Linked DNA regions of Mus musculus: region 2 is linked to region 1. The links are chromatin loops, found by intact Hi-C in ENCODE. Cell type or tissue: heart. All regions are shown on one strand.

The links. Peaks named below come from ENCODE experiments on the same cell type or tissue, not always from the same donor. Only the 100,000 strongest peaks of a DNase experiment are listed, where the experiment ranks them.
Region 2: a loop joins it to region 1, with 4 times the contacts of the local background. A loop is called at or near these places in 3 of 42 quality-filtered maps.

Annotation. Positions count from the first base shown.
Region 1 is chr1:39,865,840-39,870,839 of GRCm38, reverse strand. No RefSeq gene overlaps it. Among named protein-coding and RNA genes, the nearest start is that of Gm35600, 16 kb to the right of the region's middle. In heart, no CTCF peak of the experiment used is centred here; DNase peaks (open chromatin) are centred at 839, 1,589 and 2,709; H3K27ac peaks cover 3,003 bases.
Region 2 is chr1:39,711,207-39,716,206 of GRCm38, reverse strand. Rfx8 (regulatory factor X 8) reads left to right here. Exons shown (of 15, transcript NM_001145660.1): 3 at 4,768-4,829. Among named protein-coding and RNA genes, the nearest start is that of Rfx8, 7.3 kb to the left of the region's middle. In heart, no CTCF peak of the experiment used is centred here; DNase peaks (open chromatin) are centred at 1,886 and 3,746; H3K27ac peaks cover 2,775 bases.

The DNA of each region.
Region 1 (5,000 bases):
GAAAAGATTTCCTACTGAAAACATAGGGACTTAAAAAAAAGCCTGTGAAGTGAAATTTTTCTCTGAGCTCTTAGAAACTCAAAAGTGACTGTCCCTGCAGGTTTGTGCCAAGAGTCCAGGACAGTCCAACCCTGACAAATCTCTCACTAGAATGGAACATTTGCAAACTAAAGAAGAAAAACAACATGTATAGTCTTCTCTCACAATTTCCACCAAATCCCAACCTCTCTTTCCAAGTGAATTAGAAAAAGAATTTTCCTTTGCTAATTTCCTTACTTATTGGTGAAATAATATGAGTGTCCCATAGAAGCCAGGGTGATACAGGCTCAACAACCACAAAGGGATCGAGACCCACAGGTTGAGAAACACTGCTCAAAGGTCTTTTCTCCTTAAGGACAAATACCAAAGAGGCGAATTTTAATGAAATGAAGAAAATTTTACAGCTTTTAGGAAATACGAGAGTACACATCAAAAATAAGAGCGCTCATGTTTTAAAACTGTCAATGAGCTCAGCGGTCTGTAAACTCCAAAGGGAATTTTAATCGGATATTTAGCGGAAGTTGGCAAACCGACTCCAAATGCATCGGGGAAGATAGAAGTATGAAGAACCGACAGAAATACTGAAAAAGCGAGGATAAAGAGAGGAGAATTGCTCTGCCAGATTGTGAAACAAACCGCCAGACTACCACAGAGCGGGGTGATTGCCGCGCGGGAGAGATTCTCAGAGAAGCTCCATCTACACCCTGGGATTTATTTCGTCACCCAAGTGGCGTTTCAAATTAGTGTGAGAAGTGGTAGGACATTTGCTGTCCACTGGGAAAACACAGATCACTGCCTTGCATCACAGGAAAGGCAATTGATTTCAGGTCTAATTAGAGAAAGTTCCAAATAGAGACTGCTGAACTCGGGATAAGCAGGGTTGCTGGCTGGGAACCAGATTTCCCGTTCAATGCCCCAGGCCGGCTGTGAGTGGGAGCGCTAACCCCTAGGGACCTCCCTGCCTTGGTGTGAGAACCTGCAGGAAGACTGAAGTGTTCTGAGGTGTGTTTTTTAGTCCGTATGCTCCTTCCAAGTCCTGTTTCATCAGCTTGGAGATGCCCAAGGCCCCCAAAACCAGATCCTCCTGCGATTTAATGCTATTTCTGAGCTGGTACTGGTGCCAGAGAGCAGATGGGGAGGTCAGAGGACAACTTCAGGGAGCTGGTTTTGTCTTTCCACAGTGTGGGGCTTGAGCTCAGGCTCAGTTCACCATGTTTAGCAGCCGTGGACTTTAGGGAGTGATGTGTATTCCATTCGAACCTGTGCTGCCCAAAAGACCTTTTCACGACATCGGAATTATTCCCTGTCTTCACTGTCCAGTTCAGTAACCACAGGTGTGGGAGTGTTAACACTTAAACTGGGCCTGGCACGACAGGAGCCAAATGTGCCACATGTGACTGCCAACGGATGTCTGTGAGGCCATCAGCCTCAGCCCCTGGGCCAGGGCCAGGTAGGACCTCGTGGAAGTCCCACAGTGTAGAGCTGGACTAGAACCAGGGCAGTCTTCAGAGAAGCTAGTCTAGCTTCTTACTGATTCCAGACCCAGCTACAAACTTAGTAGCTTAAAACAGTTCCAAAGAATTATCTCACACTTCCGGAATTCAGGAGGCCAAATTGATCTTAATGTAGGAGGAGGAAATTGAAGCATTCACGAGGCTGGCTCCTTGGGGACTTAGGTTCAGAGGCAGAGGTGAGCAAGAGGGATGGTATTTTGTACAACCTGCGCACTATCTTCCTGACACTAGAGAGGTAGTGACTGTCTTTTGAGTTGTAAAGTTCTACAAACAGAGCAAAGTTTAAAGAAGATTAGCCTGGCCGGGCTGTGTGTGAGTAGGTGGAGATGGGGGAGGGGTGCTGGAGAGCAGGGAAACTAGTGAATAAACAGAAGCATGGGATGTTTTGTTTCAGAGGGAACAGGCAAAGAAAGTGTCTGGCAGAAAACACCTTGTCAAGCAGAGAATGTCCTCAAAACATCACCAATGGTGCTAAACAAAACATGACCACAGTGGCTTAAATCGTTTCAGAAAGAAACATAATTTCTGATTTTATTGGTTTATGTACTCGAGGAATTTGTGTAATTGAAGGGTCTGTCCAATGACTTTATTAATGCCTAGCTCTGTTACCCAGGAGTGCATGTTTCTCTGAAATACACTGCATACGGGAGACACTGAAACCTTTCCACTTGCATCAGGTCATTTTCTAAGCTCAGCCAATGACTCTATCTGAAGGAGTATGGTGGCCCAGGTATTTGAATGAACACAGATAAGATGTAAGGCTCAGGGGCCATCCTTCCAACAGCCTGGGTTTTTAGCACAGGAAGTTGTGTTGTTTATCATCTGCCCTTCACCTTGAAGAGAAAGAGAGAAACAAGCCCGGCTCTTACTTACCAGATGGCCCTCTCTCTGTGGCTTGGGTGCCATCTGGAATTGGTTTTGATAAATCCAAACACTAGAGCTACATTATCTTTCTAGCTAAATATATCAGGTAGTTCATTAGCCTGGCAACCTCTGCCTTGCTTTCACTAGCTAAACAAGATAGGACTGGAGACGGAGTGTGGGTTTTGTTCACCAGGAAGCCACTGAAGAGAAATCACTCTGCCTTCAGTGACCTCTAGAATGATTTCAAAGATCCAGAGGCCAGCTGAGTCCCTGAAGGGGTGTAGACACTGCCCTGGGGACCTGTGGATAGCGGCATCTGGCAGGATGCGGGCGGGGCTTGGCTGTGTTTCTGATCCTGGGTTATTACTCAAAGCACTCCAGTCTCCGGACACCTAAAGACTAAAGGCAGCCAGAAACTTTCCTCCTTCTCTTTAGAGGATTCTCATCTTTGCATTTGTGCACATACATAAAAAGGTAAAAGTAAAATCATTTTCCAAGCTTGGAACAAAACCCCAGGCCTGCCTCACCCAGCCTTTCCACGGCTCGCTTTCAAATGTGTTCCCAGCTCCGCTGCTTCTTTGGATTTTTTTCTTGTCTCCCTATTTTGGTTGTGTGTGTGTGTGTGTGTGTGTGTGTGTGTGTGTGTGTGTACATTCAGGTCCATGTGTATGTGTGTGTGTGTGTACACATTCAGGTCCGCGCGTGTGTGTGTATGTGTGTGTGTGTGTGTGTGTGTGTGTGTGTGTGTGTGTACATTCAGGTCCATGTGTATGTGTGTGTGTGTGTGTACACATTCAGGTCCGTGTGTGTGTGTGTGTGTGTGTGTGTGTGTGTGTGTGTGTGTGTGTGCACATTCAGGTCCATGTGTACACTTATGTGTGGTATGTGGTGTGAGTATGTGTGTGTCTATGTGTGTGTGTATAGGGCAGAGGTAATTGAAAGGCCCCTTCCGTTTTATCTCGCACTTTGACTTTGGAGAGAATATGGAAGAGAGCCTTGCTCACTGAGCAGGAAGCTCAGCCATTCGGACAGCCTGGCCGGCCAGTGAGCTCTAGAGATCCATCTGTCTTTTTCTGCGCCTCCTGTGGCACAGACCAAAGAGTCCAGCTCCTCCCTGGGTGCTACTAAGGCTCTGACCTGCTTAGTAGAGAGCACTTTCCCAACTCAGCCATCTCCCTGGCCCTGCATCTCCATTCTTTTTAAAACAAATGTTAAAGTTTGTATATGTGCACACAGACAGCCTGGTCTCCAGTCGAGCAAAGGTCTGGAACCCCGGGGACCTGTGAGTGGTGATTTCCATCAACATGGGACAGAAGGTGTTAGATTATGTCTCCTGGACCCCTGGTTCCTGTTGAAGTTACTACCCCCACAGCCCCCGCAAGAGAGGTGTGTGACTATCAGTCACATAGATAAAGCCCCAAGCTTCTGGCATTCTGGCTAGACTCCACCCCCACAGTTATCTGACTATAGCCAAGTATGCTCCTCCCCACAGTTACCTGGTAGCCCAGCCCACTATAAAAGGGGCTGCTTGGCCCCTCCTCGCTCTCTCTAAGCTCTTACTTTGCTTACTATCATCTCTAGTCTTCCTTCTCTCTCTCTCTCTGTCTCTCTCTTCCCCCCCTCTCTCCACGTGGCATGGCCAGTCTCTCTCCCTCTTTTTACCTTCTCTCTTTCTCCCTGCCTTTCTACAATAAGGCTCTAAAACCATAGACTGTCTCTGCTGATCAAGGCCCACTGTGCTTGAACGATGAGATAGGCTTTCCCCTAAAGACCTACATCTAACTTCTCCCCAGAAGGCCTTCCTGCACTCCAGCCACAGACCAAACCAAGGACTTTTATCTGCTTGGGAACCACCCAGCACCACCTCTCTCCCTGCCCTCTCTTCCCTTCAGCCCCGGGGCTGACTGAGCCGTCCCTGGGGCCCCCATTTTGTTCTCAGCTCTTCTGCGGTGTCCAGCGGCATCTGGGATCCCCGAGACTGAGAACCTGTTATCTCTAGCTTCCATGAGGCCTAGAGACCTAGAACTTGTCCACCCCCTTGGACTGGGTCCTGAGCTTCCCACAGCCAGACACCTACCCGGGGCCTCGTGGAAAGCCTATGGCAGTCCTCCTTCGTCCACCAGCCCAGAGCACGGGAACTCTGGCAGGACACAGGTTTTCTCCCACTCCCTTTATTCCCCCATGCCCAGCGCCCAACATAGGGGTGTTTTGCCTGAATGTATGTCTGTGTACCACATGTGTACAGTGCCCATAGAGGGCAGAAGATGCCTTGGAACTGGAGTTAGAGATGGTTGTGACCCACCATGTGGGTGCTGGGAATTGGATGCAGTAACTTTAAAGACTGAGCCTTGTCTCTAGCCTGCATGTGTCCAGACTTTTTAAAAACATACTTTTGGTACATATCTTTATGTTTCCATTTTACGTCGCCATTTGTTCAGAAGGAGAGAATCTGCTCTCACAGGTCACAGGCTCCCTCTCAGTGTGGTCCTCTCCATCACTCAACAGCAACAGTGAAGGTTTCCATGTCTATGGAAATGGTCCTTAATGCTCAGCTCTTCCCTGGGCCGTAGTTACTGCCTTTTC
Region 2 (5,000 bases), 150 kb after region 1:
ATAACGCTGACCAGTCACTCCCCCCCTTCTTTGCAAGGATCCTTGTGTATACAGAATTGGGTTGTTTTAGGATGTTATTTGATCACTGGTAAATGTATGGCCTGATTGTTAAGCTTCCTCTTCCTCGTCCTTTCTCCTCCTCTTTCTCTACCTCCTTCTTGTTGTCTTTCTCCTCCTCTTTCTCTACCTCCTTCTTGTTGTCTGGATAGTAAGACCAAAGAGTTTGATGAAGACAAAAGATCTACTTTAATGGAGGAGATAATTCAGGGGAAGGCGTTGCTAGCAAGCTTGAGGACCTGAGTTCAGGTCCCCGGCATCCCTGGGAGAAGCTGGGTGTGGTCATGCAAATCTGTGATCTCAGCACTAAGGAGACAGAGACAGGCACATCCAGGGTCTTAACAGCCTCCAGCCAACTGGTGAGCTTTTTGTCATTAAATACTATGTGTGACATCCCGCTTTGTGAAACCCTCCACGGTGGCAGGCATCAGGACTGTTTCCTGGCATTGCTGTTGGGACCAAGCCTGTGCCAGGGCAAAGCAAGTGAGGATCTTCTATCAGGCGTGAACCTGAAGAGTGACAAGGGAGAGTCACAAGGTGTCTGATCACACACACAGACCAAGCTCTTCGCAAAGCGGCTTCTCCTTATCTTCCAGCAGCAATCCTGGGGATGCTGCCGTGTTTTCCCAAACACTGAACCGTTTAGACCTTTTCTTCCAACTCAGTCCTTGAGGCTGACGTGTCCAGCCCTGACGGCCATTCTGTGCTTCTGAAGCGTGGTTGGATCTTCCAACACGTCCGCTGCTTTAATATAGGGAGCAATTACTTTCGTCGCCGAGCCTCGGTCACGGCTGCTCCTGATTGCCTTCCTGCAGACCCATTTTAGTTTGTGGGCTTCAGTTTGTGGATGCCGCCTAGGCCTCTCCTCTCCGGTGTGTGCGGGCACAGGCTTGCTTTCTCCTTTGCTCCATTCATTTGTTTTCCGTTTGTTTTTATTTTCTTTGGGGCTTTTATCCTTCCGGTCATTCTCTCTGTTTCAATTTAAATGTGTCACCAACAAGAATAAATACTCCCCCCGCCCCCAAAACACACACATACAAGTCAAATTAATCTAGGTCTCCCAAGACTGGCTTATAAACTGTAAATACTCTAACATAAGTAGATAAAAACCAAAGAGGGAAACTGCATTTAAGGTCCCTTTTATCTCTGTGTCCTACAGGGTGACTCAGAAAGGTTTTCTGACCCACTGGGAGTTCCCAGCTGTTACCCTGCAGCCCAAACAGTTGTCATTTTGACACTCAGTGTTTTAGGAAATGTCATCAAAGGCTCTGATGAGCCCTAGGTAGCCTGGCACAGCAGCCTTTTCTTAGCTGCCCACTTGCGGGCCTCCTCGGAGGGAAGAAGGTAACTTCCACCGGGTCCAATCTTTGCTAAGGTTGTGGAGATTTTTCTTTCTCCAGAATGGTGTCATTAGAGGTTGTTCACTTCTAGCAGAAAATTCTCTTTCCCCTTCTTTTTAAGATCTAGGGTCCAGGAATATATAGCTCAGTGGTAGAGCTCTTGCTTAGCCATGTGGAACCCCCTTGTCCAGTCTCTGCACTGAACAACAGGAAAAAGTTCTTGTCAGGAGGCTGTTTCACGCTGCAGAGCATTCCAAAGGAAAGCAAGGAGACCTCAGTGTCTGACCCCTCCGTTTATTTTGAATTCTTTGTCTTAATGTTTCCCTTAGAATCCACTCAAGAGATGCCAAGGTTCTAACATTAAGTTTGGCTGGCAAGTTGCCTAGAGAATAGGCCAGTGGAAGGGACCGATTGTTGGGAATGTATCCTGTGTGCCAAAGCTGCTCTAAACGGGGAAGGGAAAGGAAGGGGAAAGGATATGACCACAAACCATGTTTACAAGAAAAACAACAAAATATCCAATTCTCACTTCCTCCCTCCTCCCCCGGGGACTGAGTTGATTCCGAAGGAGTTCCTGCACAGATGATTCAGGATCGGCGTGCTCTGTGTGGTGCTCATTCTGGCCGCAAACCGTATCTTCCACAGATTGGGGAGTTTCCGGAGGTTGGCTTCCTCTGCTAAAATAACGTCAACGACTGTGTCTCTGATTAGAATCAGATTGCGTCTCCTTTGTGAGCAGTGTGGAAATCGAAAAGTGTTAAGAAGGGAAAAAAATAAAGACTGGCTGAGGCCCCACCCCCAAAGGTGTACTTGCTCCCATGGTCCATTTGTACACGTGTGCACACACACTAGTGTGAACAGCAAGCAGGAGCTGGGAGGAAGCACAGCCTTCATATCCTGCCCTTGTCCCTGTGTCCTGCCATCTGTCTCCTTCTGTCCTGACAAGCTGGTGAGCAAGCAGCAGGCCTCCCTGGAAGCCCTGGGTGAGGCGAACGTCTCTTGTCCTCCTAATCCACTCAACCATAGCAGCTTGCTTCTTGAAACCCCAGCCTCTTAGAGTATACAAATTCTTTGTTTTGTTTGCTTTGCTTTGTTAGGGCTGTGCAAGACACCTGTCTATCCTGGAACTTGCCTTGTAGACCAGGCTAGCCCTGAACTCACAGAGATCTGCCTGCCTCTGCCTCTCAAGTTCTGGGATTAACCACACTCGACGAGTGGCCAGACTCAACACAGCTTTCAAGTGGTGTGGTCTCCCCTTCTCCTCCAGCACTGTGGCATGCCACAAAGCAGGTGTAGAGGCTCGTTTCCTGCCTCTCCTTCCGACTGTGCTGCCAGCTGTTGATTGAACCTTCCTGGGAGGAAGGAAGAAGAAAGGAAAATGAGAGAGGCTTTACTCTATACGAGCCAGTTGGACCCTTTGGTGTGGTGGGCTCTTTGGTACCCGCCTTGGGCACTTTCCAGTACGTGTTCCTTGGCTTGGTAGTCGGTGTTCTGGAGGAGCCTGCTGGCATCTGCCTGCTTTCTGCATGTTCAAGAACAACACAGGGCAAGCCCATCTTTCTCCTGCCCTGCTGACTGCAGAAAGTGCGTGATGATTCTTGGCCTGAACAGACTGTGGATGGTGCTCACAGTGGCCTTTCTGTTCAGCTACTGAGGCCCTCCTCGTCCTACCCACATGAATTCTGGGTTGTCAGAAGATGGCAACTGCAGTAGCCTCCCAGAAAACACTTTGAGTGACTGGACTAACCTTCCCACACTCCCTCACAGCCAGGAAGGGGGCCTCTGTGCAAGAAGCCATTCACACGTCCTCATCTTTGCTTCACTGCAGATGCCCACAGATGCAAGCCCCTTGAATGTGTTGTCAGGCAGTTTGTTCTTCCATCCATCCATCCATCCATCCATCCATCCATCCATCCATCCGTTCGTCCATCCATCTGCCACCTATCCATCTGCCCATCTATCTGTCTATTGTCCATCCATCCATCCATCCTTCTGTCCTATCCCTCCATTTGATCATCCATCCATCCATCTATCCATCTGTCTGTCTGTCCATCCATTCTTTCATCCATCTGTCATCTCTTTGCTCCATCCTGTTGTGTAGATACTGCAAGGGTAAGTAGATTAAAGATGGACTCATGGATGGATGGAGGCCTGATGGGTAGGCAGACAGGTAGCTGGATAGATGGATAGATGATAGGTGCATAGGTAGACAGACAGACAGACAGATATGGACAAGAGAAAGATGAGAAGTCAGATAAGGGGAAGCCCGTCTCACTTCTCTCAAATGCTGCTCCTGGGAGCTCATACAAAGGGAGGCTGCGGCACACAGCCAAGCAGGAGCTGGGCGGAACAGCTCTGCAGAGGAACAACAGAAGTCATTGGCAGGCCTGTGGCTTTCCCTGCCCCGGCTTCTAAACTGTCCCTACATGCAGGGTTTCCCCTTCCAGCAGGTGTGAGCCTAGATACCCTACCTGTAGTTAATCCCTGGATATGGCCACCGGGATAGAGTCCGGTTGAAAACTGGAACACGAGTAGTGTCCCTGAATATAAAACACATCAAGGTAACTCAGCCGGGCGGGAGATGAGAATCGGAATCCAAGTGACTGTTATTCTACAGTTGAGTACCATCCACTCACTAAACCCTCTGAAATGAGAAGACCCATGGTCAACTCTGAAAGTAGCTATGATACCAGAGAAAGAGGAAAACAGCAGAAGAGCAACAGCAGCCATAGGCTAGACCCGGCAACCACAAGCTAGACCCAGCAGCCACAGGCTAGACCCAACAGCTGTCAATAATCCAATTTCCAGAGAGTCTTCGTGATGCCAGTCAGCAATGTAGCATTGAAGAGAGCAGAAAGCAAGACCAAACGGAGTTCGTTGCCAGCAATTCAGTCTGGAGAGCCTGACTGTTGGGACAGTACGCAGAGGCTCTCAACCTCCCGACACTGCGACCCTTTAATACAGTTCCTCGTGCTGTGGTGACCCCAACCATAACATTATTTTCAATGATACTTCACAACTGTAATTTTGCTACTGTTATGAATCGTAATACAAATATCTGTGTTTCCTCATAGTCTTAGGCGACCCTGTGAAAGGTTTGACCTCCCCCACAGAGGTTGAGACCCCCAGGCTGAGAACTGCTGCCTTAGAGTTTTGGTACTGGGAACCTAAGCCAGGACATTACCTGCCCCAGATGGGACACCAGGATTTCATTCTGTGACTTTGCCCATCTGGTGTGTTCTAATTTCCTTTGTATGTATCCCTTTTGGAACCAGCTTGGATCATTTGTATGGCTCCTCAGTAAGTGTAGATGAAGTGAGTTTGTTTTCAGTTTTCAAACTGCATCTTTAAATCTGTCTCATTCCCACAGCTTGTGCGCTTGGTTTTCCCTGACCTGGGCACCCGGAGGCTGGGCACACGAGGAAGTGCCAGGTAGGGTTTTAATGTTTGTTTTGTGTTAAATGAAGAAAATGACAATGCAGGGAAATCACAATAATCAATAAAATGTGTGACACAGAGTAAGCTGTACTCGGCAGCTCTCACCAAAGGGTGCTGTGGCTGAGACTACCCCCCCCCGACCCCCAATCATCTGGAGACTCCAGG